Regions from separate parts of the Homo sapiens genome. Here regions 1 and 3 are each linked to region 2. The links are chromatin contacts, found by Hi-C or POLR2A ChIA-PET in ENCODE. All regions are on one chromosome and are shown on one strand. Each heading gives the region's core, a stretch centred on a gene start or an enhancer-like site at or near the end of the contact. The rest is flanking DNA. Distances are from core to core; before and after follow the strand shown. Region 1 holds the start of ZNF473CR (ZNF473 cis regulating lncRNA). Region 2 holds the start of PRR12 (proline rich 12). Region 3 holds the start of TRPM4 (transient receptor potential cation channel subfamily M member 4).

Evidence for each region. A loop is a pair of places that touch in the nucleus more often than their neighbours do. ChIA-PET counts read pairs that join two places held with the same protein, here RNA polymerase II (POLR2A). Pooled maps may share reads with other maps.
Region 1: a loop to region 2 is called in a pooled map, with 6 times the contacts of the local background. The contact joins the promoter of ZNF473CR here to the promoter of PRR12 in region 2. A Hi-C loop is called at or near these places in 1 of 50 pooled maps. POLR2A ChIA-PET finds 5 or more read pairs at or near these places in 3 of 52 experiments (K562, PC-9 and activated B cell).
Region 3: a loop to region 2 is called in a map of K562, with 10 times the contacts of the local background. The contact joins the promoter of TRPM4 here to the promoter of PRR12 in region 2. A Hi-C loop is called at or near these places in 1 of 168 maps with a recorded cell type or tissue (K562) and 3 of 50 pooled maps. POLR2A ChIA-PET finds 5 or more read pairs at or near these places in 4 of 52 experiments (CD4-positive, alpha-beta T cell, WTC11 and activated T-cell).

What each region holds. Positions count from the first base shown.
Region 1 is chr19:50,048,569-50,051,966 of GRCh38, reverse strand. ZNF473CR (ZNF473 cis regulating lncRNA) reads right to left here and starts at 1,378. Exons shown (of 5, transcript NR_138096.1): 1 at 773-1,378. It overlaps ZNF473 (zinc finger protein 473), which reads right to left. Exons shown (of 5, transcript NM_015428.4): 5 at 3,191-3,398. RefSeq lists enhancers at 411-1,091, 1,123-1,332.
Region 2 is chr19:49,588,829-49,592,548 of GRCh38, reverse strand. It overlaps PRR12 (proline rich 12), which reads right to left and starts at 1,367. Exons shown (of 14, transcript NM_020719.3): 1 at 809-1,367. The coding sequence starts at 894. PRRG2 (proline rich and Gla domain 2) reads right to left here. Exons shown (of 7, transcript NM_000951.3): 6 at 2,497-2,649; 7 at 1,545-2,178. The coding sequence ends at 2,160. RefSeq lists an enhancer at 196-695 and silencers at 679-928, 1,089-1,418, 2,279-2,438, 2,449-2,548.
Region 3 is chr19:49,155,556-49,159,436 of GRCh38, reverse strand. It overlaps TRPM4 (transient receptor potential cation channel subfamily M member 4), which reads right to left and starts at 1,645. Exons shown (of 25, transcript NM_017636.4): 1 at 1,547-1,645; 2 at 1,178-1,245. The coding sequence starts at 1,570. RefSeq lists a silencer at 420-606 and an enhancer at 1,290-1,911.

The DNA.
Region 1 (3,398 bases), core at 129-2,628, 460 kb before region 2:
TCAGCAAGGTGAGCTTTACTTCCTGCAGAAAGGGTGCTACTCAATAGCTGTCCAGCCACGAGACCCCGCCAAACTAAGGAGACAGAGTTATTATAACCTGATGTGTCTACCCTACTGCTGTGTCCAGTTTCCATTGGCTGGAATAGGACCTCACATTTTACACTTTACCCGATTGGCTATTAGTTTAAAACTTTTTTAACTGGGTAAGGGGAACAGAACAAAGAAAAGGAAGTTGCCCAGGGGATAGTTAAGGATGCTTCCTTAACTATGCACTATGTCCTGGGGCTTGTCTAGTTCTGTCCAGGCATGCCGGAGCAAGCTAGGACAGCTGATTTGGAATATATAATAGTGGATAGCAATCTTATACTAAGAAATTGTGACTTTTTATAATCTTTGAAGAATAACTTTCCCATTTTTCACACTACTAAAAATACAAAAGATTATCCAGGCATGGTGGCGGGCGCCTGTAATCCCAGCCACTCGGGAGGCTGAGGCAGGAGAATCGCTTGAACCCGGAAGGCGGAGGTTGCAGTGAGCCGAGATCGTGCCACTGTGCTCCAGCCTGGGCAACAGAGCGAGACCCCGTCTTGAAAAAATAAAAGTAAAAAACAAACAAACAATAAAAAAATAGTCTCCCTTTGAGAAATCTTCCCTCACATCAACTATTTCAGTCCCACCCAGCCCGGTTTTTCCTTCCTTGTGCTCTAATATTCGTTTTCCACCAAGTTTTACGACCCGATCACGCTGTTTGTCCAGCACCCATACTGCTTACGGGCTCCGGTAATGGGCAGCTCCAGCCTGCGGCGTAGACAGTTGCCATGGAGAAAGACAGGCGTTTCCAGAGTTGACGGTTGCCGTGGAGACAAAAGCCGCCCGCACGCAGTGGGGGCGGGGCTTACAGAACGTATTTTGCGATTGATCCACAGGAAATAGACGCAGCTGCGTGGATCGCCTTCTCCACCCCACATACTGAAGCCAGAATAAGCCACGACTTCGTGTGCTCCACGCGAGGGCCGCCTGACGCCAGAGTTTCTCCCGCATCTGCCATCAGAGGACCGTCGCCCTCAGGAGCCCGAGCTCCCGCGGTACTCTGGGAAGGGTAGTTCATCAGGGAGTCTGACAGGCGCGGAAGTATCCGTGGGGCCGGGGCAGCGTCGCCACCAACGTGGGGATGCTGGTGGGGAGCAAGCTTCGCGTGGGAGGCCGATCCGAGGTCCAAGCCCCCATTTGCCAGGTCCTTGAGGGCCCCACTGTCTAGTGACATTCATCACTTGCCCTCCCCATTTTGGGCCCATTTTGGCCTGAAAAGTGGCCCCGAGCAGTTGGGGATTTAGGCCACCGAGAGGAATAGGGGCTTGAGAATCTGACGGCAGCCTGTGAGGCTGCAGGGGTGGGGACGGGTTTAGAGGCAGCGGGGGTGGGGTTAGGGCGTGGCCAGGAGCCGAGTCAGCACAAGGATTGGCTGGAGTAGGCGGGGAAGGGAGGTGGTTATTAGAGAACTGAACCCAGGAGGCCGGCGTGGGCGGAACCTGCTGATGCTCGTTTTGAGAATCCTTACACTGAGTATCATTCTTGAGTCCACTGAAGAAACTGAGGCTCAGAGAGGGCAGTGGACCCTTAAGTTCAGTAATTCATTAGAAGGGCTCACAAAACTCAGCAAAGCTGTTATACTTGATTGCATTTACTACAGCTAAAGAATAGAGATTAAAACCAGCAATGGGAAAAGGTGCATAGGATGGAGTCTAGGAGAGACCAAGCGTGAGCTTCCAGGTGTCCTCTGCCAGTAAAGTCATATGGAAAGCATTTAACGCACTCAGCAATGATGTGTGACCGCACACAAAGTGTTGCCAGAGAAGCTCACCCACGCCGTGGTACCCAGGGTTATGGGGTTGGTTATGTTGACAGGGCTGATCACCCTGACTGACCTTAGTCTCCAGCCCTTCCAGAAGTCAAGCTGGAATTTAGCTGGGGTATCAGTTCCGACAAGGGGTCCCCATCTCTGAAATGTTGGGGGAGACCTTGGCCCTAGAGAAGACTTTGCTGCTGCTTTATACCTTGACCTCGTTTGAGCTTGTCTTTGCATCAGCCTCAGAGGTGTTGGGTTTTGCCATCTTAGCCTTGCTTGGTTTAGGCTCCTGTAGCTCATTTCTTTTTCCAATCACATCTTTTTCCTTTATTCAGAGACAGGGTCTTGTTCTGTCGCCCAAGCTGGAGTGCAGTGGCATGATCACAGCCTACTGTAGCCTCAACCTCCCAGGCTCACGATTCTCCCACTTCAGCCTCCCTAGTAGCTTGACTGCAGGCGTGTACCACCACACCCGGCTGTTTGTATTCTTTGTAGACACAGGATTTCACCATGCTGCCCAGGCTGGTCTCAAACTCCTGAGCTCAAGCAATCCACCCACCTCAGCCTCCCAAAGTGCTGGGATTACAGGCATGAGCCACCACACCCAGCCTACCACACAAACTTTAAAATGTTTTAAATTTATCTAAACTTAAACTTTTATCTAAATTTAAACTTTAAATGTTTTTAAATTGTAAAAATATACATAAAATTTGCCATTTTAATCATTTTTAAGTGATCAGTGGCCACTACCCAGCTAATTTGCATATTTCTTTCGTAGAGACAGGGTTTCATCACGTTGTTGAGGCTGGTCTCGAACTCCTGGGCTCAAGTCATCTTCCCACCTAGGCCTCCCAAAGTGCTGGGATTACAGGCATGAACCACCACACTCGGCCCTATCAGCTCAGTTTATAAAAAAAAAAAACTTTCTATTACTACCATGAGCAGGAACTAGTATCTCTTGTCACTTGTCACTAAAGGAAAAAGGTGGGGACAAAAATTAAAGTATAAACAAAGTTATATGTATTACTGGATGCTAATTAGAAACACTCCCCAAGCCTGGGGCCTGACATGTCTGTGAAGAGTGAACTGCAGGCTGCCTGTGCTCTCTCCTTGGTTACTTAGGCCCACACACAGACTGAAAAGTGTTGTTTGATGATGCATCTGAGGACCAGCTGAACTTGTGTGCCTCCTCAGTGGCGCATGCCCCGCCCAGACAGTGGGAAAACTGAGCTGCTCCCTCTTACTGATCGCCACCAGAAGCCCTCCCCAGCAAAGACGTGAGGCCTGGCAGGCAGGGACTGATGCGTGGCTGCATGGCAGCAGGCTGAGAGAAGGAACCAATGCTTTTAGACTCAAAACTTTAATCAGAGAACCAACAAATATGCACACACGGAGGGCGTTTCTACCTTGGCCTGCAGCAACACAGGTGACTGATTTACAGACTGCCCCCACACCCAATGGCTGCCAGTTTTCCATAGAGTCCCTATTGTGTCACAGCCCTGCAACACTTTGTACACTCTTTTGGTATACAACATGCCCATCTCCCCGACAA
Region 2 (3,720 bases), core at 118-2,617:
TGAAGTGTGAGGGCGCCACACCAATAAGCAACAGGAAAGGGGCAGATTCACAGGTGAACACGCTGCCAGCCACGCACGCACAGGGCCCACGCTCAGACACACAAACACACACCCGGGAAACATCCGACTCTTCCCATGCAACGGCACCAGTCCGTGGCCAGACTCAAGAGGGCAAACGCTCCACTCCTTGCGATCAACTAGGATTCTCTGCCTTTGGGGGTGGGGGCATTAAAGGGGGCGTGTCCCAGACGCCTGACCCCCTCCCTTACACACACACAACCCCAGCTTAGGAAGGGGGCGGGGCCCCGTGCCCACTCTGCGCGCGGAATTCTTGGGGGGGCGCCTAGTGGCGCGGCCTCGCACAGTCCCGGAACAATAGGACCTGAGAGGGGGTTCGCGCCCCCCAGATCTGCGTTCTAATTCTTCTCTTCTTCCCACCTTTGCAAGAGCAGTGCCTGGGGCGCGGGGGGGAGGGGTCACCAAGCCGGGAATCCAAGGATGGGGGGAAGTCCAGGCCTTGCTTCGCCAGTCCCTCCCACCTTCCCAAGGCCTTCCCGTCCGAAATTGTTTTGCACCCCCATTTTCCCGCTGCAATTCTCCCTTTGCATGCCGGAGCTGGCTTTGGCGGAGTTTGCAATTTGCAAACTGGGGCGGCGGCGTTGTTACAAACCGAGGAAGGCCGCTCCCTTGCAAGCCGGAGGGGAGTTTGCGATGCACGCGTCGCCGGGCGGGCCCGGCCCGGCCCGGCCCGGCCCGGCTGGGCTCCCACCCCTTGGCCCCCTTCTCTAGGCCACCCTCAGCTCCTTACCTAGCTTTCGCTGACCTCTCGTAACTCCATCCCGCCCCGGCGCCGAGCGGGTCCCCGAAGCCGGCGCTGGGGTAGTTCCTGTCCATGAATTGGCCGCGGTGGAAATTGGGGGGAGGGGGAGGGAGGGAGGGAGGGAGGGGGCGCGCGCGCGCTCTCCTCCGCCGCCGCTCCCTCCGCTGCTGCTTTTTTTTCCCCCCTTTTCTCTCTCTCTTTTTTTCTTTGCAGCCGCCGAAGGCCCGGGAAGGCCCCGGGCGGGGGAGGGAGGGGGCAGGGGCGGAGGGGCGGGCAAGGGAGGGGGTGCAGTCGCTGAGCCAAGGAAGGGGGAAGGGGGGTTCCCCCTAGAGGAGGGAAGGGGGGAGGAGGGACCCCGCTGTCTCCGCCTTTGCCCCGGCGCTTGCGAGAGAAAAGGGGGGGCGCGCGCTCGGGAGGGGGCGTCCCGGGCGGCCCCGGGGTGGGTGCAGGCGCTGGGTGCTCGCTCTCTCGCCGCCGCCGCCGCCGCCTCCTCCTCCTCTGCGCTCACGGTGCAGCCATCTTTGCACAAGGCGGCTGGGGGAGGGGGGAGGGGAAGGGGGGGCGGGCGGCGGGGTGTCTGGCTGCGCTCCGCTTCCTCCCACAATCCCGTGCAAATGCAAAAAAAAAAAAAAAAAAAGGGAGAGTGAGAGAGAGACTGAGCGCGAGCAGGGCCTGGGGGTGTAGGGCGCGTTTGCACAGAAAACCAGTTCCGATGCGCCCGGGATCGCAGTTCATTTCATTATTATTTTTTGCATTATTTCTGCTTTTTTTGGTCTCCTTTCCGAAGGGTTTTTATTTAGGGGAACAGCTCAACTCCAGCTCCCTGGGTGCAATGCGAGCCTGCCCGCACCGAGCGCGCTTGCAAATATGCCCCCCGCCCTTTCCCTGGGTTACGAAGTGCCCCTGTACCGCACGGGGAGTGCACGAAGACACGCGTGTGCACAGGCGGGGCTCTGCGTGTGCGTACCCTGTGGCACTGGAGGGGGCTGTCAGGTCATATCTGCCCATACACAAGATGGCACAGCCGGGGCTGGGCTCCTGGGTCCGAATTTCCCCGCGCGTCTGCCTACCACGGGGGCGGAACTGACCAGTGCCCTCACGGTCAGGAGAGTGTGGGGGCCCGTGAGGGGCCAGGACACGGGAACACGTTGCCGAAAACATGTGTATATCCATACGCGGCGGAAACGCGTGTGCCAGGGCAGGCCTCGGGCCGGATGACCCCTACTCCCACCATTCCCCACTCCAAGTCCAGCTTCGGCGTCTATGAGGCCTAGCGGCTTCCGGAATCCGGTATGAATCAGGGGCACGGTTCGGAGAGCCGGGTCTCGAAAGCAGCTCTTCAGTGAGGCCTCCTGAGGCTGCAAGAGGAAAGGCACACTAGGGAGTCAAAGATCTGGCTGTTTTTCTCCCCCCTTCAACCAGGACCACTCCGACCGCCCTTGGCGTCTCAGCCAATCCAGGACCCTCTGGGCACAGGCCCCACCCTCCTATACGGCTCCACACATACAACGCTGGGCCACGCCCCTAGACCATTGCATGGGGCCCCGCCCCCGCACTCCAAGCCCCGCCCCAGGTAAGAAGGCCCAAATTCCAAGTCCCGCCCCTGAGCCCAGGTTCCTCCTCCAACGTGCCCACCCCTCTGCGCCCCGCCCCCGGGCAGAAGCCACGCCCCATACCTGGTGTAGGGGGGTGGAGGTGCGTCGTGTACCCCAGAGGCTGCCAGCGCCTGCTCATAGGTGGGGAGGCCTGGGGGTGGGGGTGGGGGTGGAGGCAGGGGCGTCGGTGGGCCCAGAGGGTTCAAAGGACTCAGAGGGCTAATGAGCCCGGCCCTGGGGACAGCAAAGGTACAGTTAGCAGAGGCAACTTACAGGATACCTAGACTAGGGAGGAAGAGAGGGGATCTAGGAGACGGAGACTCAGGGTGACACTGGGACAGAGCTGGAAGGGAGGTGGACTTCAGAAAAGGAGGGTCACCTTCAGCCTAGCCTTACACACAGAAAAGCGCCTCAAATGACAGGCAGCTGCACACAGACAGGTAGACACAGAAATCAGCAACCACAGAGACACACTCTTATTCAGACACACTCATGTGCACCAGATACAGGCAGAGCAATAGAGAAAAAGACAGCCCTGCCGGGTGCATGGCGCACACCTGTAGCTCTAGTTCCTCAGGAGGCTGAGGTGGGAGGATTTCTTGAGCCCAGGAAATTGAGGCTGCAGTGAACTGTGAACCGGCCACTGCACTCCAACATGGGCAACAGAGTGAGACTTTGTCTTTTTTTAAAAAAAAAAAAAAAAAAAAGGGCCAGGCGTGGTGGCTCACACCTGTAATCCCAGCACTTTGGGAGGCCAAGGCGGGCAGATCACCTGAGGTCAGGAGTTCGAAACCAGCCTGACCAACATAGAGAAACCCATCTCTACTAAAAATACAAAATTAGCTGGGCGTAGTGGAGTGCGCCTATAATCCCAGCTACACTGGAGGCTGAGGCAGGAGAATCACTTGAACCCGGGAGGCAGAGGTTGCAGTGAGCCAAGATCATGCCATTGCACTCCAGCCTGGGCAATGAGAGTGAAACTCCATCTCAAAAAAAAAAAAAAAAAAAAAGACAGCCCTGTAGAGAGGCAGGCCAACACACACCAAACAGACAGAACTCAGCCCATCCATATAGACAGGAACACAACACAGACGCACTCCTCACCAATTTCCCACACCCACTCAGGTGCTGCACCTGTTACCACTGAAACTGACATACCACAGACACCAAGACACCACAGGCTGCACCGTCGCAGCCTCACCAGATACAATATCCAGAGTCGTAATTCCACGGATACTGGTAATCTCAGTACCGCAAAGACAGGCTGGCAGCAAAAGTGGTCAGAGCTCCTACTGCGGGCCAGGT
Region 3 (3,881 bases), core at 396-2,895, 430 kb after region 2:
TAGCGCTTTGGGAGGCCGAGGCCGGCGGATCATGAGGTCAGGAGATCGAGACCATCTGGCTAACACGGTGCAACCCCGTCTCTACTAAAAAAAAAATACAAAAAATTGGCCCAGCGCGATGGCTCACGCCTGTAATCCCAGTACTTTGAGGGGCTGAGGCGGGCGGATCACAAGGTCAGGAGATCGAGATCATCCTGGCCAACACGGTGAAACCCCGTCTCTACTAAAATACAAAAAATTAGCCGGGCGTGGTGGCGGGCGCCTGTAGTCCCAGCTACTCGGGAGGCTGAGGCAGGAAAACGGCGTGAACCCGGGAGGCGGAGCTTGCAGTGAGCCGAGATCGCGCCACTGCACTCCAGCCTGGGGGACAGAGCGAGACACCGTCTCAAAAAAAAAAAAAAAAAAAAAAAAACTAGAAAGCCTGGATCCGCTTGAGAGGCCGTCACTGAAGGGCGGGAGCTCCTCGCGGACGCACACACCCTATCTAGCTCAATTGGTGTCCCCGGCCACCAAGACAGGGCCCGCCCGCGGTAATAATTGCCACCTCCCAGTGGGAGCTGCAGATATTTCCCAGCGTCCTGTGCTGGGCGCTGTGCCAGGAATATCACAAGCATTAACTTGTTTAATTCTCATAATAACCCCAGGAGATCAAGCCTCTTTTGATGCCCAGATGAGAAACGGGACCCAGAGAGGTGAAATGATTTGCCCGAAGCCACACAGCACGTGTCCCAGGGGAAATTGGAACCCTGGCAGGGCCGTTGAATTAGGCTAAAGGGACCTTGGGAGCGCTGAGTGAGGGTTTCTTGCATGGATGGATGAATGAATGAATGAATGAATGAATGAATGAATGAAACAGAAATACCCAAAAGGGAAAGACAGAGACACAGAAAGTGACACGAAGAGACAGAAGCACATAGAAGAGACATCGGGGAGGAAAGAAGCAGAACCGAGCCCTGGAGCGTCTACACTGACCCTGAGCGGGAGAATGGCGAATGGGGAATGAGGGGTGTCTACACAGACCCAAACGCTCCTAGAGGGAGAGCGTCGGCAAGGAACGCCCTTGGGAAGGTCCCCGAGTCCAGGAATGGGGAAGGAGCAGGGCTGGGGCGTGACCATCCGCGGGCGGGGTCAGCGGGCCGCGGACCCTCTGGGGTCAGTCCAGGGGCGAACTCCTCACCCCGGATCTGTGGAGTCAACTATGAACGTCGTGCAGGTCTTCTTCTTGAAGATCTTGGGGATCCAGCTCTGGGGACAGGAACAAATGTAGGGGTGGAAGTGGGGTGAGAGGGCACCCAGTTCTGTCCTATGGGACACAGAGCCACCCACCCCGTGCGCTCCCCACGGACACAGGAGTCCGGGCCCCCAGCGCCCTCCCGCTCCAGACTCAGGAGTCTCGACCCCCATGCCCTGGACCCTGGAACCTGGACCCTCCCATCCCCCTCCTCCGTCTGACCCAGGAATCTGGGTGTCCAGCGCCCTCCTCTCTGGGAGCCTGGAGGCGAGGTCCCCAGCTCCGCGCTCCCGCAGACCCTGGTCCGGCGCTCACCTGCTCCTTCTCCGGCACCACCATGCTGCCGCGGCCGCCGCAACCTCCTGCAGCCCAGGGCCCCGGCGCTCCCTCCGCCGGCTCTGCTTCCAGACCCGCCCAGAGCAAACCGGATCCTCCACTTTCCAGCCTAGCCTGGGGCGGGGCGAGGTCTGGGGGGCGGGGAGTCTTGGAGACGCCAAAGCGGGAGGCGGGGAGAGGGCGGGTCCCAGGCCGCGATAAGGGGACAGAGGGACAGCGACCTGGGGGGTGCAGAGGTCCGGGCCGGGGGGAGAGAGACACACAGGGGAGACTCCAAGGGCAAGCGCGAGATGGGAACAGAAGGAGTTGGGGGCCAGTGGCGGAGAGGGAACAGACTCAGAAAGGAGGATGCCAGACAGGGAGGGGACAATTTAACCCAAAGAGGGGGAGACAAAGACTTAGGGGACAGAGAATCAGAAGGTGGGGCAGCAGGGACCCAGGGATAGACAGAGAGAGAGGGGGACAGAGACCCACAGAGAGAGGGGGACAGAGACCCAGGGAGAGGGGACAGAGACCCAGAGAGAGTGGGACAGAGACCCAGAGAGAGTGGGACAGAGACCCACAGAGAGAGGGGGACAGAGACCCAGGGAGAGGAGGACAGAGACCCAGAGAGGGGGGGACAGAGACCCAGAGAGGGGGGGACAGAGACCCAGGGAGGGGGGGACAGAGACCCAGGGAGAGGGGACAGAGACCCACGGAGAGGGGGACAGAGACCCAGGGAGAGGGGACAGAGACCCAGAGAGAGGGGGACAGAGACCCAGAGAGAGGGGGACAGAGACCCAGAGAGACGGGGACAGAGACCCAGAGAGAGGGGGACAGAGACCCAGAGAGAGGGGAACAGAGACCCAGAGAGAGAGGAGGACAGAGACCCAGAGAGAGGGGGACAGAGACCCAGAGAGACGGGGACAGAGACCCAGAGAGAGGGGGACAGAGACCCAGAGAGAGGGGAACAGAGACCCAGAGAGAGAGGAGGACAGAGACCCAGAGAGAGGGGGACAGAGACCCAGAGAGGGGGGGACAGAGACCCAGGGATGGGGGGACAGAGACCCAGGGAGAGGGGACAGAGACCCACGGAGAGGGGTACAGAGACCCAGGGAGAGGGGACAGAGACCCAGAGAGAGGGGGACAGAGACTCTGAGACAGAGGGGGACAGAGACCCTGAGAGAGGGGGACAGAGACCCAGAGAGAGGGGAACAGAGACCCAGAGAGAGAGGGGGACAGAGACCCACAGAGAGAGGGGAACAGAGACCCAGAGAGAGGGGGACAGAGATCCACAGAGAGAGGGGGACAGAGACCCACAGAGAGAGGGGAACAGAGACCCAGAGAGAGGGGGACAGAGATCCACAGAGAGAGGGGGACAGAGACCCAGGGAGAGGGGGACAGAGACCCAGAGAGAGGGGGACAGAGACCCAGGGAGAGGTGGACAGAGACTCTGAGACAGAGGGGGACAGAGACTCTGAGAGAGAGTGGGGACAGAGACCCAGAGAGGTGGATGCCAGAGATGGGGAGGAGACACCTTGACTGAGGCAAGGGGCAGAGGGGGATGCAAAAACCAAAGAATTGGGGGAAGGGCAGGAACTCAGAAAGGAGGGGCCAGAGATTTAGGGGAGAGAGAGGGACACAGACTTGGGGGAGGACTGACACTAAGATAAGAGTGGGACAGAAGCCCAGAGTGAGAGGGAGAGGCAATCCCATGGAGGAGGGACAGGGACCCTGAGAGAGCAGATGACAGAATTGAAGAGAGAGGAGGACCCGTGAACAGGAAAGGAGACCCTAGTGGGGGCAGTCATGAAGGGTGAGGAGTAGGAAATACTGACACACAGAGACGGGCAAGGCCACTTGTCTCCTGCCAGCCCTCTGTGATGGGGACAGCTGTGGCCTCCGTAACCTGAGTCCCCCTACCCCTCCCAGCTGTATTTATAGCCCTGGCCTAGCCCAGTCCCTGCCCCCAGATCTGAGTTCCAGGGACAGGAGGTCATGGGCACGTGTGTTGGGGGCCATGTTCCTTTCCCCCCATTCTAGGGCCTCAATACTGACATCACTCTCTCACCAGCACGTATCATTCCAGCTGGAAACACCCCGCAATCGAACCCCCAGTCCTTCCGTCCCAGGAGTCTCTCCCCTCTGATAAGTCTCTTCTGCCTCCCCCAGGTGCCCCAGGCTCCCCCAAAAACCTGCTAAAAGTCTAGCCTTTGTCTTTGCAGCTGCCAAACGTGAGCTTGTTGGTAGTTCAAAGTCAAGTCCCTTGGCCACCGTCTCCTGGCCAGGGAGAGACCCCTCACTGGTCCCCTCCCCAGCTGGGAGGAGGAGGAGC